3 separate regions of the Mus musculus genome follow, and regions 2 and 3 are each linked to region 1. Evidence: chromatin loops called from intact Hi-C (ENCODE). Cell type or tissue: heart. All regions are shown on one strand. Each heading gives the region's core, and the rest is flanking DNA. Links, peaks and the distances in the headings are about the cores only.

Evidence for each region. A loop is a pair of places that touch in the nucleus more often than their neighbours do. Peaks named below come from ENCODE experiments on the same cell type or tissue, not always from the same donor. Only the 100,000 strongest peaks of a DNase experiment are listed, where the experiment ranks them.
Region 2: it touches region 1 in a loop (5-fold over the local background); 7 of 42 quality-filtered maps call a loop at or near these places.
Region 3: it touches region 1 in a loop (2.3-fold over the local background); 12 of 42 quality-filtered maps call a loop at or near these places.

What each region holds. Positions count from the first base shown.
Region 1 is chr4:150,962,939-150,972,710 of GRCm38, reverse strand. It overlaps Gm23405 (a small nuclear RNA gene), which reads right to left and starts at 7,976; the gene lies at 7,818-7,976. Gm30120 (a long non-coding RNA gene) reads left to right here. Exons shown (of 4, transcript XR_390979.2): 2 at 1,566-1,637; 3 at 4,125-4,288; 4 at 5,082-7,124. In heart, for the core only: CTCF peaks have their summits at 5,959 (motif pointing left), 7,337 (motif pointing right) and 7,989 (motif pointing left); a DNase peak (open chromatin) is centred at 7,370; H3K4me3 peaks cover 687 bases.
Region 2 is chr4:150,897,069-150,906,840 of GRCm38, reverse strand. Park7 (Parkinson disease (autosomal recessive, early onset) 7) reads left to right here. Exons shown (of 7, transcript NM_020569.3): 4 at 1,532-1,591; 5 at 2,957-3,026; 6 at 5,747-5,833; 7 at 9,370-9,708. The coding sequence ends at 9,530. Among named protein-coding and RNA genes, the nearest start is that of Park7, 8.0 kb to the left of the region's middle. In heart, for the core only: CTCF peaks have their summits at 4,770, 4,977 (motif pointing right) and 7,913 (motif pointing right); DNase peaks (open chromatin) are centred at 4,630, 4,960, 7,638 and 7,910; H3K27ac peaks cover 910 bases.
Region 3 is chr4:150,908,814-150,918,585 of GRCm38, reverse strand. It overlaps Park7 (Parkinson disease (autosomal recessive, early onset) 7), which reads left to right and starts at 8,665. Exons shown (of 7, transcript NM_020569.3): 1 at 8,665-8,803. In heart, for the core only: CTCF peaks have their summits at 4,106 and 8,771; DNase peaks (open chromatin) are centred at 4,035, 7,875 and 8,665; H3K4me3 peaks cover 2,871 bases; H3K27ac peaks cover 3,420 bases.

The DNA.
Region 1 (9,772 bases), core at 1,101-9,100:
AAGCCTCAACCCTTACATTCTTATTCATCCCCAAGGTCTAAATAACTTTAAAAGTCCCACAGTCTTTGCAAATTCTTAAAATTTTTACAATTAAAAGTCTCTTAACTGTGGGCTCCACTAAAATACTTCCTTCGAGAGGAAAAACCATCAGGACACAGTCACAATCAAGAGCAAAAATTAAATGCCAACTGCCCAATGTCTAGGATCCAACTCACGATCTTCTGGGCTCCTCCAAGGGCTTGGGTCACTTCTCCAGCCCTGTCCTTTGTAGCACACACTTTGTCTTCTAGGCTCCAGCTGCCTGTACTCCATTGCTGCTGCTGTTCTTGGTGGTCATCTCATGGTACTGGCATCTTCAATACACTGCATGACCCCTTCAGTCTTGGGCCATCAATTCCAACTGAAGCTGCACCTTCACCAATGGCCTTCCATGGCCTCTCACAGTGCCAAGCCTCAGCCACTCTTCATGACCCCTTCGTGCCTTCAAAACCAGTACCACCTGGGTGACTCTTTCACATTACCAAGTCCTGCTGCAGCACGAATTAAAACCTTGGCTATCTCTGGAACACAGCCTCTTTGTGCTTTCAGAAAACATTTCCCAGAAGATGTCACCTCAATGATGCTGGTCTCTTTTTAATCACAGCTAATTTCTTAGCTCCAGCTAACCAGCATCAATAGTCCCAGTAATGCAAAGGTTTCACTTTACTAGTTCTGGTATCTTGTTAATCACAGCTGATTCTTCAGCCCCAGCTAACCAGAACCACTGAATCTTCACAATCAAAATAGCAATGGTCCTGAAAAGAGTCTTTAATCTTCCCTTTGAAACTTCACAAGCCAGGCCTCCATCTTCTGCACTGTTGGAAACATTATCTTCCAAGCTCCTACACAACATCCCACAGAGCTCTTAACACTGAATGGACCTGCTAGCCCAAAGTTCCAAAGTCCTTCCACAATCCTCCCCAAAAGATGGTCAGGTTGTCACAGGAATACCCCACTTCTGGTACCAATTTGTCTTAGTCAGGGTTTCTATTCCTGCACAAACATCATGACCAAGAAGCAGTTGGGGAGGAAAGGGCTTATTCAGCTTATACTTTGCACACTGCTCTTTATCACCAAAGGAAGTCAGGACTGGAACTCAAGCAGGTCAGGAAGCAGGAGCTGATGCAGAGGCCATGGAGGGATGTTCCTTACTGGCTTGCTTCCCCTGGCTTGCTCAACCTGCTCTCTTATAAAACCTAAGACTACCAGCCCAGGGATGGTCCCGCCCACAACCCCCAGAGGCTGTTCCCTATATAATCCAGACATTTTAGTTACCTACCCTCTCTGCCTCTTTTGCACCTTTGGCTTCTGGCTCTGTACTTGGCTCTCCTCTCTCCCTGCCCCCCCCCACGTGCTTCAGGGTCAAGACCACTCCTCTAGACTCTCCCAGATGTGTCTGCCTCTGGCTATGCTCTCCCAGGTGTCTATAATAAATTTTCCCTCCACCATACGTAGGAACGGGCATGTCCTTTTATTTTTTTTTCCTTTTTATTTATTTATTTTCATCCAATGTCATGTGTGTGCAGGTGCCCACCCAGAACAGAAAAGGATGCCGAGTCTCCTGGAGCTGGAATTACAGTCACTGTAAGCTGCTCTCGGTGAGTCCTCTTCAGGAGCAACAAATGCTCTTATTTTCTAAGCCATCATTTCAACCCTGTCTCCTACTTAAACAACAACAACAAAATAACAAAAGAGACAGGTTCTTGCTGTGTAGCCCAGGTTGGCCCCACACTCCCAACCTTCCCGACTTAACCTCCTGAATGCTGAGATTATAGGTGTGTACCACCATGCTTAGATGGAACATGCTCTCTTGCAGAGCCAGGTCTTTCTGTGCAGTCGTCTACAAGGATAATCATGTAGACAAGATAAAAACAGGAGCTAAGTCTGTAGCACACTCAGAGATCACAGGAAAAATGATCAAGGTCACTGAGAAATAGTGTTGGTGCTCCAGGGTATGCTTGACAATTGATTGATTGATTGATTGATTGATTGAGACACTGCAGGATGAATTTAGGCTTCTCAACAGCAGGGGATCATCTGTTGAAGGTCTGAACTCTGAACTGCTTTTCAGAATCTCTCTTTCTCTCTTTTTTTTTGGGGGGGGGGGTGGGTCAAGACAGGGTTTCTCTGTATAGCCCCGGCTGTCCTGGAACTCACTTTGTAGACCAGGCTGGCCTCGAACTAAGAAATCTGCCTACCTCTGCCTTCCAAGTGCTGGGATTAAAGGTGTGCGACACCACGCCCGTCTTCTCTCTCTTTTTTTAAAGATGTATTTAATGTATATGAGTGCACTGTAGCTGTCTTCAGACACACCAGAAGAGGGCATCGGATCCCATTACAGATGGTTGTGAGCCACCATGTGGTTGCTGGGAATTGAACTCAGGACCTCTGGAAGAGCAGCCTGTGCTCTTAACCACTGAGCCATCTCTCCAACCCCTCTACATAAGTTTTTACTCATTTACTTTTACTTTATGTGTATGTTTGTGAGACTGCTTGAGTTTATGTACACCACGTGTGTATGAGGAGGCTGTGGAGGCCAGAAGAGGGTGTCGGATCCCCTTGGATCTGGAGTCAAGTGTGCTGTGAGCCCAGCTCCTCTGCAAGAGCAACCAGTGCTCCTAACAACTGAGCCATCTCACCACCTTCCTAAGCTGCTATTTTTAATGGGATTTTTTTCCCATTCATATCATTGTGTTGTGCTTGATTTAGAAAGACCAAGGTTTCTAAATGTTTGTTGTTCCTATCAAAACATTTAAACGACATTTTAATTAATTTTAGCGTGTGTGTGTTGGGGGGGGGGCGGGGTGAATACCACAGTGTGCATATGGATTTCAGGGGACAGCTTGCAGGAGTTGTGGGTTCCGGGGGACCTGACTCAGCTTGTCAAGTACCCAGGTACCCACGGATGTCTCGCTGGGTGACAGGTACCCATGGAGCCCTTTGAATGACCCTTTGCTGTGTCAAGACAGTGTCACTGTGCAGGCCTGGCCCACCCTGGAACTGACTGTGTAGATCAGCTGGGCGAGGCTCACTGTTGCCTGCACACCTTAGATGTTGTGATGACTGATCAGATGCTAACACACACACCTCTGGCAGGTTTGCATGTAGAGAAATGTGTTTAAATCAGGCCTACAGTGACAATGTTCTTGTTTTAAGACAAGATTTTTTTTTAACTACACTGCTTTTGTGTTTGTGTGTGTGTGTGTTCATGTGTGTGAGCATGTGCACATGAATGTCATGGTACAAATGTGGAGGCCAAGGGACAATTTGCAGGAGTTAGTTCCCTCCTCCTGTGTGGGTCCTGGGGATCAAACTCAGGTTCTCGGTAGCCCAGGCTGGCCTCTAACTTACTGGGTAGCCGAGGAGTCACCCTGAGCTTCTCCTCCAAGCGCAGGGCTCCCAGTTCTCCACCACACCTGATTCTAATGCAGTGCTGATCTTCGCACAGGTGAGGCCAGCACAAAGGCAATGAGCTATGTGTCATCCCCAGCCCTGTGTTGACTGTGTGTGGGCAGTGAGCCTCGCCCCTTTCTATCCCTTAGAAGTGACAGGGAAGAAGTGAGTCAGAGTTGACCACAGGGCAGGAAGCTCAGGATAGACCGTATCAGAAAGTGAAGGCTTCAGGGATGCAATGCCTGTTACAATCACTAACTGGTCAATCATCGTTAATTCAAAGGTAACCACCATCTGACACGGTTAAAACTGGGAAACAGCTCTTGCAAAGGAGAGACAAGAGTTTGTATTGTCCAATCTGTTTCATTTGCAAAAATCACTAGTTTGCTTAAGAATTTCAGATCTGAGGGACTGGAGAGGTGGCTCTGCAGTTGAAAAGCACTGGCTGCTCTTGTAGAGGACCAGGGTTTGGCTCCCAGCATCCACACAGCAACACATCCACTGCCTGATACTCTAGCTCCGGGGTGGGGTGGGGGGATCTGATGCCCTCTTCTGGCCTGCATGGGCACCAGCACACGGGTGCATGTGTACACACGCAAAGAGACGCATAAAATAAAACTTTAAAAAAAAAATAATTTCAGAAGCAATTAGATTAACATGGCAGTAAGTAGACTGCTCCCTCTACTTTCCAGGCCTGCCTGTACCCCACGGAAGTTGGAACATATTGGAATAACTGCACCCATGGCTGTCAAGGACTACCTGGGCCTCTGGACTAACATGGCAGGAATTGTAACTTCTTCCTCAGCTTTCTCAACGGCAGTTTTATTTATGCATTTCCTTTCTTCAGTCTGTTTTGGTAAATTATGCTTTTCCTAGAAGATTGTAATAGGTTTTCACCAGCGCGATAGGCCAGATCAGATCACCGTAAAAGTAAATAGGTGCACGTTTATTGGGCGCAGCTCCTGGGTGGGTTCGCAGGTCCCAGAGAACAGAGCCAGGGAAACCACGAGCCCAGGCTAAGGCCAGGGGGTTTATAGATCTCGGGCGATGATGTATCAGCCAGGAGCCGGAACTGTGCCCAAATATAGTCAAAAGCTGATCGCTTACACGGGTGGGCTGGCAGATTGCATCAGCTGCTGGAAATGCGGAACTGAGATTTGGGGGCCTTTTGGGGGGGGGTATCCGAGACAGGGTTTCTCTGTGCAGCCCTGGCTGTCCTGGAACTCACTCTGGAGACCAGGTTGGCCTCGAACTCAGAAATTCACCTGCCTCTGCCTCCCAAGTGCTGGGACTAAAGGCGTGCGCCACCACACCCGCCTTTGGGGCCCTTCTTTTGTTCAGAGTTTTTCAGTGTGCGAGGGTTTGGGCGGAGATTAGACGGGGCTCCCCAGGCCACGCAGGGGTGAGCAGTGGACTCCAAGCTCCAACCAAACAGCTTGATCATTTTTTTCCTAGCAGGAATCTCTTCCTAGAAATCGTGTGTGTATGTGTGTGTGTGTGTGTGTGTGTGTGTGTGTGTGTGTGTGTTTATGTGTATGTGTTTACATGTATATGTGTATGTAGAGGTGCCTGTGGAGGACAGAGGACAAACTTGAGTGTCGTTCTGCCCTCCACGTTGATTCCTTGAGATGAATTCTCTTTCTGGCTAGGCTGGCTGGCCGTCAAGCGCCATGGAGCCAACTGCTCTCCATCTCCCCGTGCTAGAATTGCGTCTGCGCAGTAGGTCACCCAGCCTCTTGACGTTGGCTCTGGGCTCGAACTGGAGTTCTCCGGCCATCATTTTTCCACAGTGAGCATCTCACCAACGGAGTCTTCATCTAACCATTGTTCCTGGGTTTTTGAGACACAGTCTGGACACATAGTTCGGGCTAGCTTAGAACTCAATGCTGAGACCAGGTTGGCGTCAAACTTGGAACAGTCCTCCTGCCTTAGCCTCGGGAATGCTAGGGTTATAAGCACATACCAGCAGGCTTGGCTCTAGCAATTTCTTGGAACATGGTGAGATTTCAGGCTACATTAACTACATGGAGCTTGGATCTGAAACAGCCCGTGGGAGTGCCGCCGTGAGATGGGTTCCATCCCCAGGACTGCATACACCCTGTGTGGTGGAGGCAGGAGGATCAGGAGTTCAGAATTAGGCTGATCTACATAATGAGCCTGGGTTACATGAGACCATCTCTCAAAAACCAAACAAAGCCACGTGTCATGCATGCTTTAGAATGGTCTTAGTTACTTAAATTGCTGTCTCTAATTTTCATTCTCTGCCCAAGACCATGTTTTCTTCTGATGGGCTGATTGCACGTGGTTAGGAACTTCCTGGTTCCGTCTAATTGAGACCAAGTTAACATCTGAGGGTATAGACCCTGGCCAACAGTGTGATCTCCTTAGTCCCCAGAAGATGACCATCATTTTCCCTTCTTGTCTGCAAGAAGACAGGTGATAATTAAATGACTCCTGGCACCTCTTCATCCTGGAGTCTCCCTGGTCCCAGGTAGCCACCCACACAATGGTGGTGTCTACCGCCCTCTTGTGGCGGAGGGAGTTTTTGTTCTTTCCAGTTTCTCATCTGACAAAAAGTTCCAACAGCAGGGTGGCAGAAGTGAGTGGGTGAGTGTGGGTGTCAAATATTTACATCTGAGCATCGCGCTAAGTGACATTAGGGGTAAATGCGGAGGAGGATCCAGAGACCCCGGTAAGCTGAACACCTTTAAGCAAGATCCAGGTTGCCAAATGAGGTGGGTTTGGCCAAATGCTGCTTGTTTTCTAATGTTAATTTGGGTCCCCAAAACTGCAAGTAGTGTCTGTAAGTAGCTTCTGGGAACCTGCCCCCAATGGAATCTGACTGTTAAATAAAAATGCCAACAGCCAAGCTGGGGAGGACAGACAGAGGTCGGGTATTTTTAATTTCCTGGGGCTTGGGACAGACGGAGAAGGGTAGCTACCATGTGAAGGAGCCGGGAGAGTGTGGCCAGAGAGGATTGCCCAGCTGGGTCCAGGGCAGCGAAGAGAGAACAGAGATTATTGGCACGTGGAGGTTAGGCAGTGGCCCAGCTATTGAGCTACTTAAGGCCTATCAAAATATAAAGGCTGTGTGGGGGGAGGGGGAGGAATGTCTTTCTTTGGGGAACATATATCATTGAGGCGGGTGGTGAGCCTGCCACTGGGACTTATTAATTAATTATTTAATTCAACAGCCAAACAACCAGAGACCTGTTTCAGCGTGTTGAAGAGCCCAGATGCAGATCTCAACAGAGAGTTACCCACGTGTCATCTGTCATCGGAGATGCTCTGTACAGATATGCCCAAAACAAATATGGTGCTCACGACTGAAGACCGGGCTTTTCTGGTTTTGTGATTTGAGAGACTTTGGGATCCTAGAATGAAGGTCTTCTGGTATTTATATTGGAATATGGTTTTTTGTTGCTTTTGCTACTGTTCAAGTTTTACGACTTGTTTTCATTTATGTATGCATTTGTGTAGAAAGCATACCAAGTGTATGCAGATGCCTGCAGTAGCCAGAAGAGGGCGTCAGATCCCTGGAGCTGGAGTTACAGGTGAGCCACCAAGCATGGGTGCTTGGTTCCTCTGCAAGAGCACTATGCACTCTCGACTGCGGTTCTAGTGGATATATTTTTTAAATCATCATCATCAAAGCTGGGCAGTGGCGGCGCACGCCTTTAATCCCAGCACTCGGGAGGCAGAGGCAGGCGGATTTCTGAGTTCGAGGCCAGCCTGGTCTACAGAGTGAGTTCCAGGATAGCCAGGTCTATACAGAGAAACCCTGTCTCGAAAACAAACAAACAAACAAACATCATCATCGTCAACATCATCATTATTATTTAGTAGTGGTGTTACGGTATTTTTGACTACATGCGTCTCTGAACCACATTGTGCAGTCCCCAGGCAGGCCACAAGAGGGCATCAGATCCCTTGGAACTAGAGACCTATGAGCCACCATGTAGATCAGCCCTTTTCAACCTGTGGGTCGTGACTGTACAGCCCTTTCACAGGGTCGCCTAAGATTCTCAGAAAACACAGATATTCACATAACGATTCATAACAGTATCAAAATTACAGTTGTGAAATAGCCACAAAAGTTATTTTATGGTTGAGGGTCACCATGACATGAGGGACTAAAGAGTCCCAGCATGAGGGAGATTGCGAACCGCTGATACAGATGCTGGGAACTGAAGGCGAGCCCTCAGTCAGAGCACCAAGTGCTTGTACTCAGTAAGCGACCTCTCCAGCCCCGGAAAGGAGACCATGTGACTGCTGAGAGCAGAGCCCACGCCCTCAGCCAAAGCAGCAAGTGTTCTCAACAGCTGAACTGTCCTCCAGTCTCTACTGTAAACTTTTATTATGTGCGGTTTTTAGAGATCTCCTTTAGGAGGGTGTGGGAACGCAGCCCCCACTACCACAGATTACGCAGTTAATTTCCCACGTGTGGGGGGGATCTCGGGGGTCAGCACATCCGAGGGCAGCGGAGGAGCCTCACACCGGGAAACCACCTTGTGGTCATGGTGTGCCCCCTGCTGGGTGACTACGGATAAGCTTGCCCGACATATACAGTAAAGACATGTGCGTGTGATTCGTGTTTAACTCTGTTCACCCCAGAAGAATTCTGATTACTGCTATTTATTACTTAGTCTTAAATTCATACAGCATGCAGTATTTTTTTTTAATTAAAGCACAGAAAAACAGTTTAAAGAAAAATCTAGTGGGCTGATAGTGAAGCCCAACTGCTGAGCACCTTGGCGAGAGCCTGGTGCACAGCTCAAACTCAACTCTAGGTGTTGCTGTGGAGGGCTTTTCCACAGTGCTTATCCTTATTTTTATTATTATTATTATTATTATTATTATTATTATTATTATATTATTATTATTATTATTACTTATTCACTTTGCATTCTGCTCACTGCCCCATCCTTGTCATCCCCTCCCAATTTTTCTCCCCTCCCTCTCCCTCCTTCCCCTCTCCTCTGGGAAGGTGGGGGTCTCCCTAGGTATCCCCCCACCTGGCATATCAAGTTTCTGCAGGGCTAGGCACATCTTCTCCTACAGAGGCCAGACAGGGCAGCCCAGCTAGAAGAACATATCCCACAGACAGGCAACAGCTTTAGGATAGCCCTCGTACCAGTTGTTCGGGACCCACCCACATAACCCAAGCTGAACATCTGCTACCTATGTGTGGGGAGGCCTAGGTTCAGCCCATGTATGCTCTTTGGTTAGTGGTTCAGTCTCTGAGAGCCCTAAGGGTTAGTTGACTCTGTTGGCCTTCCTGAGGAGTTCCAATCCCTATTCCCTTAGAGGCTGCAATCCTTTCTCCTCTTCTTTCATAAGAGTCGCCAAGCTCCACCCACTGTTTGGCTGTGGGTCTCTGCATCAGTCTAAGTCAGCTGCTGGGTGGAGCCTCTCAGGAGAGCCTTTCCTAGACTCCTGTCTGAAAGCATAACAGAGCATCACTAATAGTGTCAGGGATCGGTGCTTGCTCATGGGATGGGTCTGAAGTTGGGGCCAGTTATTGGTTGGCTATTCCCTTCAGTCTCTGCCCCATCTTTGTCCCTGCATTTCTTGTAGACAGGATACATTTGGGGTCAAAAGTTTTGTGGGTAGGTTGGTGTTCCTACCAATCCATTGAGGTTCCTGCCTGGCTATAAGAGGTACCCTCTTCCAGTTCTATATCCCTCATGCTGTGAGCCACAACTAAGGCCACCCCCATTGATTCTTGGATACCTACTTAATAACCCCAGGTCTCTGTCTCTTCCTGGAGATGCCCCCACCCCTGTCAGTTGCAGAATTCCATTCATTCTCCTGGCTATCTGACCATCTCTCCAGTCCCTCCCCAAACTTGATCCCGAACACCCCCATTCCCATCCCCTCTACCACCCAGTCCCCTCCCTCCATCTGCCTCCTATGACTATTTTATTCCCCCTTCTAGGTGAGAGTCAAGCTTCCTCACTGGGCCTTCCTTCTTGTTTAGCTTCTTAGGGTCTGTGGAATGTAGCGTGGGTATCCTGTACTTTATGGCTAATCTCCACTTATCAGTGAGTACATACCATGCTTGTGCTTAGGGGACTGGGCAGGGAGATGCAAGTCAAAACAACTCTGAGATTCCATCCTACACCAGTCAGAATGGCTGAGATCAAAAACTCAAGTGATACATGCTGGTGAGGATGTGGACCAAGGGGACACTCCTCTATTGCTGATGGAGTGCGAACTTGTACAAACACTTCGGAAATCATTTGGCAGTTTTACAGAAAACTTGGAATATTTCTACTTTAAGATCCAGCTATACCACTCCTGGGCGTATACCCAAAAGATGCCCCGCCATCTCACAAAG
Region 2 (9,772 bases), core at 1,158-9,157, 66 kb after region 1:
GTCTGTGGGTTCCATGCCCAGCACCATAAAGACTAAATAAATGGCACGTATGGCAGTTTATACTATTATGATAGTGCTCTCACTCTCTCTCTTTGTTCTTTTTAATTTCAGCAAGTTTAAAATGAATTAGGTTTCTTGGATATTTGAGTGTTTAAGTCACTACAATACTGTGATTTTTCTCTTCACAAAGTTTTAGATTGCTAATTTTTTTTCTTTGCCTTTTAATATTTGGGTGTTTTGTTTTGTTTTGTTGGTTGGTTGGTTTAAACTTTTAAAAATCACTACCTGGGCTGTAGAGATGGCTCAGTGGTTAAGAGCACTGTCTGTTCTTCCAGAGGTCATGAGTTCAATTCCTAGCAACCACTTTGTGGTGCACAACCATCTGTAATTGAATCCGATGCCCTCTTCTGGTGCGTCAGCAACAGGTTGCTCATATACATTAAATAAATAAATCTTTTTTAAAAAATAGTTTTAAAAATATCACTATCTGTATTTCTACTGAAAAAGTCACATGGTAAAGACGTTTATATATAAAGTCAGAGTGACACACCCCTCTTTTCTGTGGGTATTTTTTTTTTTTTTTAGATTTATTTATCATGTGTAAGTACACTGTAGCTGTCTTCAGACACACCAGAGAAGGGCATCAGATCTCGTTATGGATGATGGTTGTGAGCCACCATGTGGTTGCTGGGAATTGAACTCAGGACCTTCAGAAGAACAGTCAGTGCTCTTCATGGACCGCTGAGCCATCTCTCCAGCCCCACACCCCTCTTTTCTCAGGCTGGTCCCTGTCAGCTACCGGGTGTCTCTCCAAGGCCCGTGCTCCGTGTGGGTTCCTCGCCACTCAAGTGCATTTACACTACACATGCTCGCAGGGCCTCCTCTCAGACAGGTTCCATCACAGTTTTCTACATTTTAAATAAGACACTGTGTGTGTGTACGCGCACACCCAGGGAACAGGGTAGGGTGTTGGATCCCCTGCAGCTGGAGTTAGAGGCAGTTGTGAGCCACTGTGTGGGTGGCAGGACCTGAGCTCCTGTCCTCTGCAGGAGCAGCAAGAGTTCTTGACAACTGAGCCATCTCGCCAGCCTTCAGACCTGCAGTTGTTGTTTTGTTTTTGTTTTCTTTTTTTTTGTTTTTTGTTTTTTTTATTGGTTACAATGTTCCACCAGAGGGATACACCTTTATTTATCTGTTTCATTTTGGGTGGTTTGTTGTTGTTATTGTTTTGAGACAGGGTCTTGTGTACCTGGCTGGCCTTACACTGAGTAAGTAGCTGAGGGCAGCCTTGAACCCTTGACCTTCCTGCTTCTACCTCTTTCTATGGGTGTGCACTACTATGACTAGCACTTAGTCATTTTTGGTGTTAGAGTCAAACGCAGGGCCTCATGCTTGCTAAGAATGGGCTCTGCCACAGAGGTACATGTAGCTCCGCCCCCACCCCAGGCACACATAGTTTTCTTTGGCAGATACTGGGCTGCCATTTAACACAGTAAAAATGAAATGTTTCCTTTTATTTCCCAACTCGCAGGGACCATACGATGTGGTGGTTCTTCCAGGAGGAAATCTGGGTGCACAGAATTTATCTGAGGTAAAAGCTGCACAGTCATGCCTAAGCGAAGGGCTTGTGAGGAAAGTCGCAGCTTCTGCTTCGCTGTCTTGCGTTTGCCCTTCTGTGCTTCATGGGTGTGCTGTAGGCACAGGAGAGACAGCAGAGGTTGGCAGTGAGTGTCTCACGCTGCAGAGCACAAGTCAGTGGGCCCACGATCATGGAATTCACTGGTCTTACCACAATCCCCATCATCCTGAAGCAGCTGGTCTGATAGAAAGATGGAATGGCCTTTTGAAGATGCAGTTACAGCGCCAATTAGGTGGTAACAGCTTGGAAGGCTGGGGCAGAGTTCTTCAGAAGGCAGTATATGCTTTGAATCAGCGCTCGATATATGGTACAGTTTCACCCATAGCCAGGATTCATGGGTCCAGGAATCAAGGGGTGGAAAACGGAATAGTTCCACTTACTATCACTCCTAGTGACCCTCTAGGAAAATTTTTGCTTCCTGTCCCCATAACTCTAGGTTCTGCTGGCTTAGAAGTTTTGGCTCCAGAGAGGGGAGTGCTCCTACCAGGAGCTACAACAAACATTCCATTGAACTGGAAGCTCAGACTTCCCCCTGGTCATTTTGGGCTTCTAATGCCCTTAAACCAACAGGCTAAAAAAGGAGTAACAGTGTTAGGAGGGGTGATAGATCCAGATTACCATGGGGAAATTGGATTACCTCTTCACAATGGTGGTAAGCAAGATTGTCTGGAGTGTAGGAGATCCCTTAGGGCGTCTCTTAGTACTACCATGTCCTGTGATTAAAGTCAATGGGAAACTACAACAGCCTAATGCAAGCAGGATGACAAAGGACACTACAGCAAGGTTAGCCAGGTCAGTGGACCAGTGCTGCAGCAGCGGAGTGGGTTAAGCCTAGAAAGTGCTGCCTGCTCAGCCGAGGGTCCAGGACCGCTGTGGGACCACAGTGACAGTGTGAATGCAGGATGGCATCAGAGGCAGCCATTGCTTCTCGTTTCCAGCTCTATGTGAAGAGTCATGCAGGAAAGGAGGCAGGAGTAGGGAGTGGGCTGTTCCTTCTGGGGTCTCTGCCATCTGTAGCTGCTGAACCCCGTGTCCCCTCGCTTCTGCCTCTCCTAGAGCACAGGACAGGGTTACGTGCCTTGGTGACATTGCTTTTTCCTTCCTGTCGTCACTGTGGTGGGCCTTTCCCTTGGGGTGAGTGCCATTGGCCGGGCTTGAGAGCACAGACATGTTAGGAACCTGGCCACTTTTGTACTTCCGGGTTAGAGCGCTTTCTGGGAAACAGCTAGAAGCGAGTTAAGCTGGGAGTGAGGGTCCCAGCTTTCCCGTGAGAGACCGTGTCTCGATGGTGACTGGGTGCTTGGGTTCTCTCTCTAGTCGCCTATGGTGAAGGAGATCCTCAAGGAGCAGGAGAGCAGGAAGGGCCTCATAGCTGCCATCTGTGCAGGTGAGTAAGTGCGGGTGTGGAGCTGTAGCTGGCGAGGGGCTGGCCTGTCTCTGGGAGCTTGACTGCACACAGCTTGCCTTCAGGAAGCCAAAAGGCGCCCACACTGGCTGTTTGGTTTGGGTGGCATGAACTCGTGTCATGGCAGCACTGAGCCCAATTGTTGAGCTTTCTGTCTCTGTCTGCCCTAGGTCGCTAATCTGTGAAACTCAGTGTTTGCCCTGTTTGGTTGACCTCAGGGAAAAATCAGGCTTCTGGAATCCAGCAAACAGCTTGTTCCGGCGCATCTCTGTGCCAGCAGTTAGGCCTGCCAGGAGAGTCAGCAAGAATCTGACCGGCACAAACGCCACACATTTCCCCCGGCCTCGCCTGCCTGGGTGCGTGCTGAGTCTTGGCTTGGGTGCTCTTGAAACCCATGGCTTCAGATGAGCTCTCTCGTACATATCCTGAGCCTTGAGACTATAACAGTTTGCTTCCTGGCCCATTTCAAATCCTTGATGTGGCTTTCCTCTCAGGTGACGGTCTGGCATCCGGCGTCTTCCTCATCAGATGCCTTTTAAGTGTGTCACAGAACAGGTGAATCAGTGACTGAGGAGTGGATGGTTTTGTTTGGGGACCAAGGGACTCTATCTTAGCTCTGGTGCCCTTGCCTCCCCCAGGGGACAAAGCAGATACTGTAGAGACATCTGTGGCTGCTGTCTTACTGAAATGACATCAGACTGACAAGCGCCATCCTTCGGGCAAAGGCTGTGTGCTCCTCCCCTGTTTTAAGATCCTTCCTGGGAGCTGGAGAGATGGCTCTGCAATTAAGAGCACTGACTGCTCTTCCAAAGGATCCGGGTTCAATTCCCAGCAACTACATGGTGGCTCACAACTGTCAGTAACTCCGGTTCCAGAGGATCTGACACCCTTGTGCCAATGCATATAAAATTAAGTTAAATTCAAAACAAAACAAAACAAAAAATCACATTTGGGTTGTCTGGGAGACCAGGCTGTAACTGCCGTGCTGAGGGAGAGGCAGGGCTGCTGTGAGTTCAAGACCATCCTTAGCTACGTAAGAGAGCCTCTCTCCACTGAAGGAAAGAATGGAGGGAAAACATGTGGAAAAAGCTCTAAAAGTTCCCAGTTTAGGACCAAGCATAACTGAGCTGTATGTGCCTAGCATGTGAGAAGCTCCATTCAAAACCGACATACAAAGCCATTCTAACTCCCTGAAGTGACAGAGGTTGTGGGCATCATGGGATGCCACGATTGCATGCTTGAGAGCACATTAGAGAGCCACTGGGAGCACCTACGCATTGCCCTGGGCATCCCGTCTTAGGCTCCCACAGCTCTGACTTCCTGCCGTGCCGAGGCCCAGGGATTTCTGTTGGTTGGTGGTCTTGCAATCCCTGTAACCTGGACTGTCCTGACGGTGGGTACGAAGTCATCAGGGGGCTGGTGTCCTTCGCTGACCTGGGAGACCGGCCTCCCTAGGGTTTGCCTGGGTTTGTTCTTAGACTTGGCTGAAGGTAAACTGCAGTGTCATCGTGTTCCGAGTCGCTGACTGGAACAGCAGCAGCTGGCTCGCTCACTTGCGCTCAGTCAGACCTGAGGGCCTGGCCCTCCTCCGAACCAAGTCACTGTTAAAAAAAGAAACATTACTAGCAGACTGTCCTGTGTCACGGTCTCGGGATGATAAACAGAAAACTGGGGTGGCCCAGGCAGGGAGTGGAGCTCTGTAATGAAGCCTGTCTTCAATCAGCAGTCAAGAGTGACCGTGATGTTACAGTCAGGAGCTCCGTTGTTAGCATCACCCTCGGTGCTGCTGAGTCCAGAAGAAAGTCATCGCAGGGAGGCTTTCCTGAGGGGAGAGAAGGAAGCTTGCAGTGAAGCTTGTAGGTGGCCAGAAGCAGGGAGTGGAAGGACTTACCAGGAACCAGGACACCCAAGGACTTGTAGTTGGTGGGGTGTTCTTCAAGTGTCCACCAGGTGGCGCTGTAGGAAAGGGTGGGGTCTGCTGCCTTGAGCTTGCTGCCGGTTCCCAGAGCTAACTCTTGGCATGGCCTTCTTTTTGTTTGTTTTGTTTTGTTTTGATTTTTCGAGACAGGGTTTCTCTGTGTAGCCCTGACTGTCGTGGAACTCACTCTGTAGACCAGACTAGCCTCGAACTCAGAAACCCGCCTGCCTCTGCCTTTGCCTTTGCCTCTGCCTCTGCCTCCCGAGTGCTGGGATTAAAGGCGTGTGCCACCACGCCCGGCTGGGCATGGCCTTCTTTAGAGGCTCAGATAATGGCAGTGGTAAGTTGTTTTGTCTTCATTTTCAAATCAGGCCTTTGACCACATTAGTTAGTCACTTACTATGACAGGAAGGCGGCCGTGCACACCTTGCCCGGTGCTCACGGGGCTCATGGCGGGAGGATGCGCCTCTGTTGTGTTTAAGCAGTGGGATTTAGAGCCGTGACTGTTCAGACTCGGGTGTTTGCTTTAGAAGAATACTTCTGGTAAACTCTTTGTTTTGTCTTTGTTTTTCTGGGGCAGAGCCCTCTTTGTAGTCCTCACTGACCTGGGACACGCTCTGGAACTGACTCTGTAGACCAAGCTGGCCTGGAACTCACAGAGATCTGCCTGCCTCTGCCTCCTAAGGGCTGGGGTCAGGCGTGCGCCACCTCACACGCTGTATTTCTGTTTTACAGCACAGGTTCTCTCTCCCCTCTCATCTGTATATATACATCTTCTTCCTAGGTCCTACGGCTCTGTTGGCTCACGAAGTAGGTTTTGGATGCAAGGTCACAACACACCCACTGGCTAAGGACAAAATGATGAATGGCAGTGAGTATATCCCTCCCTCCCTGTGCTTCCCTATATGACAGAATCCTAGCCAAGTGGAGGGCTCCTGGCTCTGCACGCACTTCTCAGCGGCGCCAGCCCAGCCTCAGCCTGGCCACCAGAACCCTGACTCGACAGCGGGGAGGGTTGTGAAGTGCTAGTTTAGGTAGTGTTTTTACCGAATCCGTGACAGCAGTTTCAGCAAATGCCTTTTGCCCACAGTGCACAGTGCTGCAGACCTTTGGCAATGTCTTCAGTGGGCGGCCAGCTTGCTTGGTGATGCGTTTCCTTCCTATCAGCTAGGCATTTGAGTTTTATTAACCCTCTGAAAGCAATTTCTCTTTCTGGTGAAGTGAGCAGACAGGGTAGGAGGGCTGACGCGAGGCTGGATGCCCCTCCCCTTGCGCTTTCCTCCTTGCGCTTGTCAGTAAGGCCCGTGACGTGTCCTCTGTGACTCTAAAGCTCCGCTGTAGCCTTTCCAGGTAGTTTGTTATTCAGATCTAGTTAGGCCATTCTGCAGCCTGCTTTTGTGTTTGAGATGGGCCCTCACTGTGTTGCACAGGTAGCTTTGACCTGGACTGAAGCCATCCTCCTGCCTCAGCCTAAATGGGCGTGCAGGTGTGTGCCATATGAGGCTGCACCTTCTCACCTCAACCTCGTCATTACCTTTTTAGCTTTGGCAGGTTGACTTCACTGCTAGTTGGATTTCCTGTGTCTTGCTTGTTTCTTTGGCTCCTGGGTGTGGGCTGTGGTTGGTTTCTGCTTCTTTGCCTATGTGAACCCATGCTGTCGAGAAACTTCCTTAAGTTGCTATTTAATTTTCAGTTATGTGTGTGCATGAGGAGGTGTGCACAGAAGCCAGGAGAGGATGTTCTGTCCCCTGTGAGCCGAGTTACAGGCAGTGGTGAGCTGTCTGGCGCGAGTGCTGGGAATGGAACCCGGGTCCTCTGGCAATAGCGGGACATGCTCTAACCACTGAGCCATCTCTCCAGCCCTGAGAACATTCTTAAATACATACCTGGGCATAACTAGAGCTCCCTTTTTGAAGTAAAATAGTGTACACGCAGTTTTTAAAAGTTCGTACCTTTTTGTTTTAGAGGCTAAGATTCAGCAGTAGAGTGTGTGTTTGGTGTGCAGCGACACATGGAGTTGCTCTGTGACTGCACTTTCGCGTGTTCTTAGCTTTGTCCCAAGTGTTGTTTCCCTGAAAGCCTGTTGCTCTGTTTCAGTTATTAGAGGGAGACTGACTGTCAAACTGGGTGAAACCGCTCTGTTATGAGCTCTGGCTCTTGGGAGTTGAGTTTGTGTGAGCCTCAGGAAGTGAGGTCAGGGTAGGAAGGATGGCACGAACTCAGGCTGCGCTGTGCACCGTGTGCGCCATGTGTACCATGCGCACAAGGGGACAAAGCACATGCTGGTCCTGTGTCACCTGAGCTTCTGAAACACGGGTACTGAGGGCACACAGTGGGACCTCATAGCCTACACAGTGCCCAGCTTACCTGGAGCCTACGGTGTCTTGGCAAGGCAAGGAACCCGGCTCCCCTCCCCTCCTCTCTGTAATGAAGGCTCTCCCTCCCCTACATCATTGCCAGGGTCAGTAAGTCCTGGTTTTAGGACACTCTTTGTCCATTGTACCCTTTGAAAGCAGTCTGAGGGACAGTAGCCATCCTCCACGTGACTCTTGTAGGCGAGGTTCTTCTGGGGGCTCCGTAACACTTGGCTTGGGCTCCCCCTGCCCATGGCAGCAGCAGTAGTCCTCAGAAGTGTGTTGGATGAGTGAGTACTCAGGCAGCAAGGCCTGAGGGCAGGCTGAGGAGGCGCGTGCTCAGAGGCTGACTGCCTTCTCTTGAGGGATCAAGGGCCAAGGACTTGGGCTCTCTGGGCTTTGGGTCTCTATGGAAACTGCTCTGCAATGGTGTTCCCTGATTGTCATAGACAGGCCTAAGTAGTGAGTGCCTTTCTCTGAAGAGATTCTTTCATGTCTGCAAATCTATCCTGACCGCCAAATCCTCTTCCTTCCCCCAGGCTCCACAGCAGCCCCGGCTGCATTGGTACACTTTGTGAGGCTGTTCCTCACTGTGGCCACTAGGTGGGGGCCGTGGACAAGTGGTAACCCTGTTTGAGACCTTTAAACTTCCTGGTTAAGGCCGAGGCTGGGTTTCTAGTATTTGATTTAAAAGGTCTTGTCCTGGTTTAGCCATCAGAAAGTAGGGCTGGGTGAACCGAGACGTCCCTTCCAGTGGCGGTCTCTGTTTTCTTTACCGTCCTGTAAGTGGGAAGGTTCTGGTATGTTCTGTCTGGTCAGCAGATGCAGATGGAGTTTTGAATGAGATAGAGAGGCAGGCTCCTCCTGGTGTGGCTGCCCCGCTTGGAGGAGAAACGCGCTTCTGAGGGCTCTCAGTGAACTCTGGATGTCCTGGGTTCTTCATTTCGGGCAGAAACAGGGTACATGAAGCTGTGCCCAAGCATCTCAGGTTGGGGCCATGCTGGTGGTTCCCACAGGGCTGCATGTGGAGCTCCTGATCATCCTTGGTGTCCGCCCTCACGTCCGCACGTGACCCTGCTCCTGCAGGAGTCCTTGCCTGGAGGCCTCCCGTACTCTGGCCGCCCTCCCTTCCCAACATCCATCTCTTCCCTAAAGTTCTGTCTCCGACCAGCCCTTCCACTCCCTGCCTCTGTGCCAAGGCCCAAGCCCAGATATCCTGGGCAGAGGGTCTCCTACAGGGACCTGAGAGAGTGAGGTCCTCCACACAGTGCCCTCGGTGCGGAGGGAGACAGAGCTGGCCAGGGTGAGATGCTGGTGCAGAGCCCTTCTTCAACAGTAGAGAGACTGCCTGGGGGACTGAGTCAGGAACTTTGGACGAAACCTGCTTCCGTGTTCTGGTCAGAGACCGAGAACAGAAGAGACCCCAAGCACTTTGAATAGCAGATGATATAAGAAAGCAAAGGGTCCCAGCTGCTGCGGGTGCTGGAGGGGACAGGCAGCAGGCCCCAGCTGTGGCCCCAGCAGGCCTGCTTCAGGACCACACTAGATTGGCCCAAGGGCCGGATGCTGGGAACACGGCTAGGCTCCCGGAAAGCAACTCTGGCCTGTGGGGTGAGGGTGTGAGATGAGTAAGGCCCCAGAGGGCAGGCGGGTGCTTGGAGCCTGGGTCCTGTCGTACGAGACAGAAAGTGGGGGAGACGTGGGGAGTCTTGGTGGAGCCCACCACATTGTTTCAGAGGAACAGGGAGAGGCAGAGGAAGAGACCTCATGTGCTGGTCTTGTGTGGTCTGGGACTGCAGAGGACCAGGCAGTCTCTGTCCTCACCGCTGCCCTGCCTCTGCCACAGCAGCCCTGTGGCAAACAAAGTAGGCAGTGGAGAAGTCCATCACCAGTGCCCACAGAGCTCTCCCACGTGCGCTGTTGGTCCCTTCCAGCCACCCTTGCAGTCACTTTACCATCGTCCCCACAGTACCCGGTAGTCTGGAGGGCAGAGGAGACAGACCTCGGGAATGGCGGCAGCAGTGTGTGTAGAGTGACTGTCTGCTCCCTGTAGGTCACTACAGCTACTCAGAGAGCCGCGTGGAGAAGGACGGCCTGATCCTCACCAGCCGCGGGCCGGGGACCAGCTTTGAGTTTGCACTAGCCATTGTGGAGGCACTCGTGGGGAAAGACATGGCCAACCAAGTGAAGGCACCGCTTGTTCTCAAAGACTAGAGCCCAAGCCCTGGGCCCCACGCTTGAGCAGGCATTGGAAGCCCACTGGTGTGTCCAGAGCCCAGGGAACCTCAGCAGTAGTATGTGAAGCAGCCGCCACACGGGGCTCTCATCCCGGGTCTGTATGTTTCTGAACCTTGCTAGTAGAATAAACAGTTTACCAAGCTCCTGCCAGCTACCTTTGTGTCTGGGGTCTTTTGTGGCTGGCTACATTTGCAGGTGGTTGCTGTTGGTGCAGCTGC
Region 3 (9,772 bases), core at 1,050-9,049, 54 kb after region 1:
TCTTTCCATGAGACCTGCCCAGGCCTATCTGTATCCTAGACAGAAATGTCTGATAGATACCACTGCACCAACCAAGAAGATGGCCTGTTTCTCCCTGATGGGTCAAGGACTGAGGAGGAAAAGGAGGTGCCACTCCCGAGGAAACAGAATGTCCTGGAAGGACATCCATGACCTGGTAGCTGCACAGGCCTCTCTCTCCTCCACTCTAACAGTTGTTTTTGCGATTCTCCATTCTAACTCGGCTACCACCCAGCCCCTCCCTGATCTTCCCAACACCCACCACTGGAGAATTTTTGTTAGAGAAACCTATTGTAGATACAACAGAGTTTCAGGAACAGGAGATTGTCCTCCAACAGTGCCAGGAGCCTTTGCTCCTTCTGGTCTGGGTTCATCAAGTCTCTGAAACACACATCAGCAACCCTGCTGAAGTCACTACCAGCCAGGTTCTGCCTCAGTACCAAACCAGTCCCAACCTAGAGGCAGGGCTCTGAAGATTTCTCCCCGTTACAAAACAAGGGGGGGCGGGGGGGGGGGAGAAAGCCATGAGACCAGAGGAGCCAGCCTGGAGCTAGAGCCAGTTGAGATGTGACCAAATCCTGGAAATCTTGTCCTGAGATTGGCAGGAGGGGCTTTCACCATGGAGGAGGTCACGTAGCCGGAAGTCAAGCTAAACTTCCTTTCCCCTTATAAGGTCATGTCCAGCAGCACCTATTCCTGGAAGCAGAGCCTGAATGACGCACATTAGGTCTTACAGGCCTGGAGCCTGAGGCAGAGAGGGGTTAGTAATTTGCTCAGGAATACTCAGACTGCAAGGGGCTGGGTTTAGCCTCTGCAGGCTGACACCAGAGGGGGCAGGGTTTCCAAGGGCAACCAAAGTTGAGGGAGATGCCCGGATGGAACCCAGGACTTCTCATTCAGAAGCCAACCTGAGCCCGGGACAGGAGAGATGACTGACTCCGGATCTGCTGAGTAGGTTTTACTCCTGTGAATGAAAAAAAAAAAAAAAAAAAAAGAGGGGGGTTGACTCAGTGATTTGAGGGCACAGGCTGAAACCACAACTACGTGAATGAATACCCAGAAATGGAGAAATGAATACCCACCCACCTTCCACAGACGTGACAAGGAGCAGCATCAGAGGCTACATGGAGCCTCACTTTTACAAATCCTGGCTAGGAGAGAGAGCTGTGTGCTACTGGCTGGTCTTCTGAGCATCCAATCCCTGACTGGAAGGAATCTAAACCCCTCTTCACACACACACAAACTCTTTTTATCCTAGCTTCATTTCTGTTGCTGTAATAAAAACATCCTGGAAAAAAAGACAACTTAAGAGAAGAACTGCTTATTTTATCTCAGGACTCCAGAGCACAGTCTACTCAAGGGGGCTCACAGCAGCATGAATGAGAGACAGCTGGTCATGACATATCCACAGTCAAGCAGAGAAGAATGAATGGGCGCATGTTTGCTTGCTTGTGCTCAACTCAGTTTTTCCTCTTGGACGGCTGCAGACCCCTGCCTAGGGAGTGGTGCTGCCCACAGTGGGCTTGGTTGGTCTTCCTCCATCCACTAACAATGTGCCCATAGGCCAACCTGACCAAGATGGTCCCTTATTAAGGACTCTTCCCAGGTGATTCTAGGTTGGGTTAACAGTTAAGCTAATCACAGTGGTACAATGTAAACTTGATATGTTCGGGGTTCAATTCTCAGAAACAAGAGGAAGAAATCAAGAGCACGTGACCAAAAAAAAAAAAAGCAAATAAATATAAAATATGCTGTGTTTATTTTAGAAAGTAATTGAATGTCACTCAAAAGAAATATATTCACCGGACTGCGGTGACAATTGTGACAAGCCCAACAGAATCATCTGCAAGCAATAACTAGAATTGTATGACTTTTGTGTATCAGGTTTTACCACTGCACGGGGGTGGGAGGTGGGAGGTGGGAGGTGGGAGAGGAACAGGGAGGGATAAACAGGAGGGGGACATGACACACACACAAGACACTATCCAAACCAATCCCCAAATTCACCTGATTACTTCATAGGTTCAGCTCTTGTCAACTATGATTCAATTTTTATTGTTATTCAAATAAAGAACAAGACAATCAGGAGGTTGATCCCTCTTCTGCCCTCTTTATATACTCCCAGTGGGCCTGGCCTAGCCATTGGCTTGACAGACTGGTCAGAGAGCCCAGAGGATCCTGGTCTCCACCACCCCAGTGCTGGGATCACAGGCACATGCCAGAGTGTTTGGCTTATTTATTCATTTACTACATGAGTTCTGGGATAAAAAGTGAGTCCTTGAGTTTCTGCAGCACGCCTGTGGACACATCTGAGCCATGTCCCCACTACCCCTGAGCTTTTAAATCATCATTTAAATAATTTCAGATTAATCTAGCTCTCCCTGCATGTCCGTCTCCTATTCTCTTACATTTCTTTCACGATGAAGGACTGATGTATAAGCATTGCTTTTTGGTTTGTTTGGTTTTTTTTTTTTTTTCAGTTAAATGTTACCACACTAAATCAAAGTTTTAAAATACCTGTGTGCAACTTGTCTTACACACACACACACACACACACACAGAGAGAGAGAGAGAGAGAGAGAGAGAGAGAGAGAGACTCATTATATTCAACCACAAGTAATTTCCAAGATTTATATTATCGTAATTAAGTTTTTCTGGGAGCTTCCAGTATCACTTGGAGGCAAAGTGTGTGTCAACTACCAAAAATAGACACATAAAGTGTTCTTCTCAAGTCAGCAAAATCACTCCACCCAGCATCCGTGGGCTGTAGGAGCATCCACACCTGGTCCTGACTGCTTCTGCTCAGCATGCCACCTTGTGTTCTCCTTTCTTGCCTGTCAACACAGCAAATACACGCTGTGGCAGGCTGGCCTGTTCATGGCTGCTCTCTAGTTTGAAATACTCTTCCTCCCACTGTGTGAGTCATACCCCAATCTTACTCATGTTTCCATCTCAGAACAGAAAAAATAAACTCTTGACTGCTACAGATGCACACACACACATTCACCTGTTCATCCTCTGGGGTCCTTCATGGAATAAATAATACATACTACACACACACACACACACACACACAGAGTGAAGTGCTGCATATAATAGCAACAGACCACACACACCAGCCTGGTCCCAGAAGGTGCTCGCTTAATGATGTTGATGCTGAGTGTGCATATGTGCGTCTGTGACGTCCATACAAAACCGACAATGGAGTTCTCAGAACAGTTCTCCGTCATCAGTGACACAGATTGGGTATTATCTTCTCTGCCGTCAGTTTCTCCCCACTGAACAGAATCTGATAACCAGGGAAGGACACTGTTTGTCCACTGTTCCATCCCTTGGACTCAGAGAACAATATATACTGCCATGAACGTCTTCCTGTTTTGTGAGGCGTGTTTGGACACAGCACTGCTTCACAGCTAGGAGAGGAGGGAGCAACATACGTGATGCACACAGCTTTATTGTTTTGGGACAAAGGGCCTTGAGACTACAGATGTTGAGCCAAGCTGTGGAATGTGGATGAAATGTGGCTGGCACTCTTCCTATTAATTGTAATGCCTACCTAGGGGTCATTGCCCAAATCTGCAGATCAGAGAACTACAAATAAGCACGCCTCACCCAAGGATTTCTTTGTCCTGGGGGGAACCACTGCTTAACCTACAACAGAAAGGTCCTAGTTATATTTAACTAATATCCATCTTGACTGTGTGTCAAAATCTGTTCCCCAAGGAAGGTCGGGCCACTTGTCCTCAATGAGCTAATTAAGCGTTGAATTAACAGTAAAAAGCAGAAAGGGAATTCGGTAAACTGTCATTTTCTGGCCAGCCCATTTGCAGTAGTCGGCAGCAAGCGCGTCCCACCTTCAAGCCGCCTTCTTGCCCCGGAAGTCCGCAAGGTCGCGGTACTCGGTAACCCCAGGGTGCCCAGGGACCGCAGTGTCCTCCCCAGAAACTTTCCGGCTGCGAACCGGGTCGGAGTGAAGCTGCGCAAGCGCACTGAGTCCCGCAAGAGCAGTTCGCGCGCCCGCCCACTACGATTAGGCTCAGCCAATCGACGGCAGCGCCCTGACGGAAGTGAGCCGTGCGCCTCTGGCGGTCAGCCGACTCACTTCCGGCAAGCGTTGCTCTGTGGGAGGCGTTCTGGGTGGTCCACCCCCGAGAAGCGTTCACAGCGTCCCGGCCGAGGCGAGGCGGGTCTAGTCCCCTCGCAGGTCTCCGAGTCAGAATTTCCCCCTGCGCCAGCGTGGCCTTAAAGGTCAGAGCTCGCCCACTCTCCGTTCGCGCCGACCTGACCTTTCGTGGGCTCCGAGGGGGAAGTTCTCCGCGATATTGAAAACAGGAATATCAGCGGGGCGTGGTGGCACAGGTCTTTGATGCACAGTACCCGGGAATCAGAGGCAGGAGGATGCCCGCTAATTCGAGTTCTAGTTCACTGAACTGCAATGTGGGACAATCTCAAAAAAAAGTTTTTTTTCTTTTTTTGGTAAAGGTCCCAAAGGCCTTTCCTCTGTCTGATATCTGCGATTTAGATTAAGGGAAGCATTAAAGAGTTGAAAATGTTAACTTCCCGCTTACAGATGGCACGTGCTATAGTCACGATCTGCACAGACGGCCAGTGTTACAGTCACGATCTGCACAGACGGCCTGTGTTACAGTCACGATCTGCACAGACAACAGTCCTGATGTGAGCAATGAGATTAAATATGTCAATTGCTTCAACTCACCGACTTACTTGAAACCCAAGGGAGGTTTTAGCTTGTACGTCTCCCCACAATGCATAATGACCTGAGAAACATTGGGTGAAAAAGTTGGTGGATGGCATGGGGCGTCGTCATGACCAGAATTACAGCAGTATATTTTGGTAAATGGTTGGGGGTTTTTTTGGCTTTGTTCTATGAATACGTAGTGAGAAATATGTTTGAGCTGTCCTGGGCGTTACTGGCAGTATTAACTAATACTGGCAGCCTGTGTGTGGTGGGCAGAGTGTGAATTTTGGCTTCAGAACATCAAAATTTGCCCAAGACTGCAAGACCTTATAGAGTCATTTTATTTTCCTCTTCATATCTGTAAAATGAAAATTATGATACTGTATCAGTCACTCTCTCCTTGCTGTGGCAAAATACCTGACAAGAAGTAATTTAGGGAATGGACGGTTTATTCTTGCTTACAGTTGGAGGGGCCCTGGCCCGTCGTGAGGGAAAGACATCCCTGCAGGAGCCTGAGCTTTGGTCACACAAGCAATAGATCCGTGAACACCAGTGCTCAGAGTCCACGTCTTGTCAAGTTGACAATATTAACCACCACAGACAGACACCTTCGAAAGTCAAAGAGAAAACAAACAGCGTCCTAGCTAGAAGTCCTGAGACCGAGTCGGGGGTGTGGCACATGCTTTTAACCCCAACACTTGAGAGGCAGAGGAAGGCAGATCACCATGAGGCCAGCCTTGGCAGAATAAAGAGTTGGGGTAGGAAGGACTGGTGGGCGATGAGCTCCTGCTGTGTCAGTCAGCAGTTACTTGATAGCAAAGTCTGTTGTTCCACCGGTGTCATTTGAGGAACCATGGCAGTTGCTTTCCGTCAGGCCATGGCTCTCCAAAGCTTTGCTCAGTCCTGGGCTGACATTGCCTTGGCAAGACTGGCAGAGGGAAGGGAAGGAAGCACACCCTGCATGCAGCTGGAAGGGGGAAGGATTATTTCTGGGGACACAGGGATAATCCAACTCCCAGAAGTAACAACATTCCAGGATTTTAAAAAATATTTATTTTTAATTATGTTCTTCTTTTGTGTAGTTGTTTGTGTGTGTGTGCTCCTGTGTGTGTGTGCATGTGCTCACATACAAGTGAAAATGCTCTTGGAGGTCAGAGAGTGGCATGGGAGCCCTTGACATAGTCGTTCCAGGCAGCTGTGAGCCACCCAATGTAGGTCTGGGAACTGAATGCAGATTCTCTGCTGCACTTAACCACTGAGCCATTTTTCCAACCCCAATATGTGTGTTTTAAAACTGTGCACAGGGTATTCACTGGATAAAACCAGACTGCTCTGTTTCAGTTCCTGCTGGTGGTGTGGAGATGTCAGGAGTGTGAACTTCTGTGTCCCCTCAAAGTGTTGTCATGGCATTGCCACCAGCCCACCACGGGTCTTACCTTTGTTTTTTTTTTTTCTTGAGTTTGTTTCTTGCCACAGCAGCCAACCTCTCAGAGCCTTCCTTTTCTTGTTCTTCCTTCTAGGCTCTGGAGTTTGGAATGAGGGGCCCTGACCCATGGCTATGCAGGCTACAGCTTTAGCCACATTATTGCTTTGAGACAGGCTCTCCCTCAGTTGCCCAGGCTGGCCTGGTACTGGAAATCCTGCCTCAACTTTCCAAATGATCCTGTCTAGAGGTGCAGGAATGGGTTCATAATCTCTGCAAATTAGAGACTTAGGAGGCAGAAGGATGAGTTACCACAGATCTTGGGAAGTCTCTGTGGAGTTATCATAGAGACTGTGGATAATCAGGATCTCTTCATTACTAAAATAATTTAAGACTGGATCAAATGGGAGCTTGAGGATAATATAGCAGAGTTTAAAAGAAAAACCCCAGCTGGGTGTGGTGGCGCACGCCTTTAATCCCAGCACTGGGGAGGCAGAGGCATTCGGATTACTGAGTTCGAGGCCAACCTGGTCTCCAGAGTGAGTTCCAGGACAGCCAGGGCTATACAGAGAAACACCCTGTCTTGGGGGGGGAAAAAAAAAAGCAAACAAAAAAAAAAGAAAACCCCCAGAGAGTCAAGCTATTCATCTTGAAGCTACCCGGAGTAAGAAAATAGAAAAGTTAAGATGGCACTGAGGTCAGCACATGGCTGCAGGGGTCAGCACATGGTAGCAGGCAGCTACACGATGCGGAGAGGAGCTTTAGAAAAGAGTGAGGAAGCCAGCGTCAGAAAGAGAAACAGAAGAAAAAGGAACAGTTCTGCCTTTCCATTCCAGAGACTCCAGAAAGGAGATGCACACCTTCTCAAGGTGAAGCTGCCTTCATGGAGTGTCCTAGTGGGGTCCTGGACTGCACCACTGAATTAAGCCCTAAGGGAAGAGACAAGGGCCTGTGTTCCCCTGGAGGCAGGTTTCACTCCTTACTTAAGTACTTGGGGTTGCAGGCATGAGCCACCAAGCCCAACACCCTCTGTGGATCTTGAAGCTCACATCTGACAAGCTGTCCTGGTCTTCTTTCTGTCACTCCAGCTTTCCGTACCTTCAAAGCTGAAGGGGCTGGCTCTGTCTTTTCCCTTTGCACATAGTGAAGAACCAGTCCATTCCACAACTCCTAAAGCAGTTGCCCAAGTTTTATTGTATATATACATGACTTAGCAATTTTTAAGAATTAAACTACTCCTACTGTAAGAATTTCCAGTTTGAAGCTGGGCGTGGTGGCACACGCCTTTAATCCCAGCATTCGGGAGGCAGAGGCAGGCGGATTTCTGAGTTCGAGGCCAGCCTGGTCTACAAAGTGAGTTCCAGGACAGCCAGGGCTACACAGAGAAACCCTGTCTCGAAAAACCAAAAAAAAAAAAAAAAAAAAAAAAAGAATTTCCAGTTTATAAGATTTCCAATATGAACCTATGATGGAGGTCAGCCAATGTATGTGAGGTATTCAATCTCCATATAGGAAGGAAAGCAAGTTTATATCCTGTCGGGGGTTTGTATAAAAAGTACTGAGACTTGCCAAACGAGCTGGCTTTCTCTGAGGTGGGTACAGATAGGACCAGGTGAGGGTGGGTCTCCCTCCTGTAAGCTGAAAGATAACTATTAAAAACTCAGGAGAGAGCCGGTGGGAGGGCTCGACAGGTAAGGGTGCTTGCCACACACCGGAGGATTTGAGTTCCATCCGAGACCTTGTAGTAAAGAAAGAACACACTAAGGCGAGTGGTCTTCTGTGAGTTTCCACGTGCACCCTTTGGCACAGGTTGAGATGCACACACAGTAACTGTCAACCCAGAAGTGTAAAAAGCTGAAATAAAATGAGATAATTAAATAATTTATCTTATCGTAGATGATAGCATTGCTCCAACCCGAGGGTGCAGTAGGACATTTTATTATTTGTGTGCATATGAGTGCAGTGCCCGTGGAGGTCAGAAGATGGCATTAGATCCTCAGGATCCGGAGTTAGGCAGTGGTGAGTCTCCCCAAATGGATGCTGGGAACCGAACCTGGGTCCTTTGCAAAACCAGCAAGAGCTCTTAAAGCTTGACACCGTCCTGTGACCCAGGGGACAGGGTGACCAGGCCTAGCTGGGAGGGACAGGCCTGGGATGACGTGGAACGAAGACTAGCAGGCCAGGGGCAAATAGAGGGGATGTCACAGTAAGGGGCAAGAAAGGCAAACGGTCCACAAAAACCGTAATGTAAGACGGCTTCCAAAAATGACTGAACTTCAGCCTGTGAATTCGCATGTGCTAGGATTACAAGTGTGGGGTTCAGGCTGTAGCCCAGCCAGGCCTCAAACTCGGAACCACTATCAACTTAAACGTCGAAGAGGCAGAGAGGGGCAATTGCGCAGGCGCCCGCAGGGTGGGCGGTACCGTTGTCTGGGGGCGAGATGGTACAAGCGCTGCGCAGCCGCAGTAGCCTCTATTCGCTCCTCCCCCCACCCCCACCCCGGGGCCTGGGCTCAGCCGGACATGACGCAGGCCGAGGCGGAAGCGAGGGGTTGTGCGCAGCCTCAGTGCGGGTGGCGCGCATGCGTGCTGGGTACACGTCGGGTGCGAGGTTCCTGCGGACTAGCGGTGGCTTCGCGTGGGTGGAGGAGGCGCGGCTGCAGGTCAGCGCCCTGGGGCTAGAGGCCGGGCTGTGATCCGCCCGCTGCCCCGGAGGGTCCCGGCTGGGCGGGCTGGGGGCAGCGGCCGCAGTGCATGCCGGGCCAGGCTCTGCACAGCATCCTCCGGGTTGGAGCGAGCGCAGTTACTGGAAGGCTTGACCAAAGTTGTGATGCGTGGGGAGCGTGCAGGGAAAGCACGCGGAAAGTGCCTCCGAGTGGCGGCTAGCTGTTCCCGGCCGCAGCAGGGCTGACCTCCTAAAGAGATAGTCCATCTTTATTAATCATTAGCAGTGTGGTCAGAGATTTAGCACCTTTGGACTCCCCCAACCCGGTCCTGACATTTTAGCAGTTTATTGGAACATCAACAACAAGAACAAAACCTTCGAAATTTACAAGTTGGTTTTTTACCAGTGAAATTGTGGATTTGGGGTTTTTTGTTTTGCTTTGCTTTTTTGTTTTGGTTTGGGTTTTTTGAGACAGGGTTTCTCTGTAACCCTGGCTATCATGGAACTCACGCTGTAGACCAGGCTGGCCTCGAACTCACAGATAGATACTCCTGTCTCTGTCTCTTCCTCCCAAGCGCTGAGACTAAAGGTGTGCGCTCGACTCGCTCCCCCTCCCCTCCCCTTCTCTCTTTCTCTTATTTCTCTTATTCTTTTCCTTCCCTCCCTCCCTCCTTCAGAGTATTTTAAGAAAACCAGCCTCTCCACAGTGTGACTGATATGCAGGGCCCGTTATGTGACCTGTCTTCGTTAGAGATTGGTCCTAAGAAAGCACAGTAAGGGAAAATGCAAAGAATACTAGCACACATTGGCAATCCCACATTTATTATTTTTTTTAAAGGATTTAGATTTTGGTTGGTTGGTGTTTGTTTGTTTGTTTGTTTGTTTTTCGAGACAGGATTTCTCTGTATAGCCCTGGCTGTCCTGGAACTCACTTTGTAGACCAGGCTGGCCTCGAACTCAGAACTCC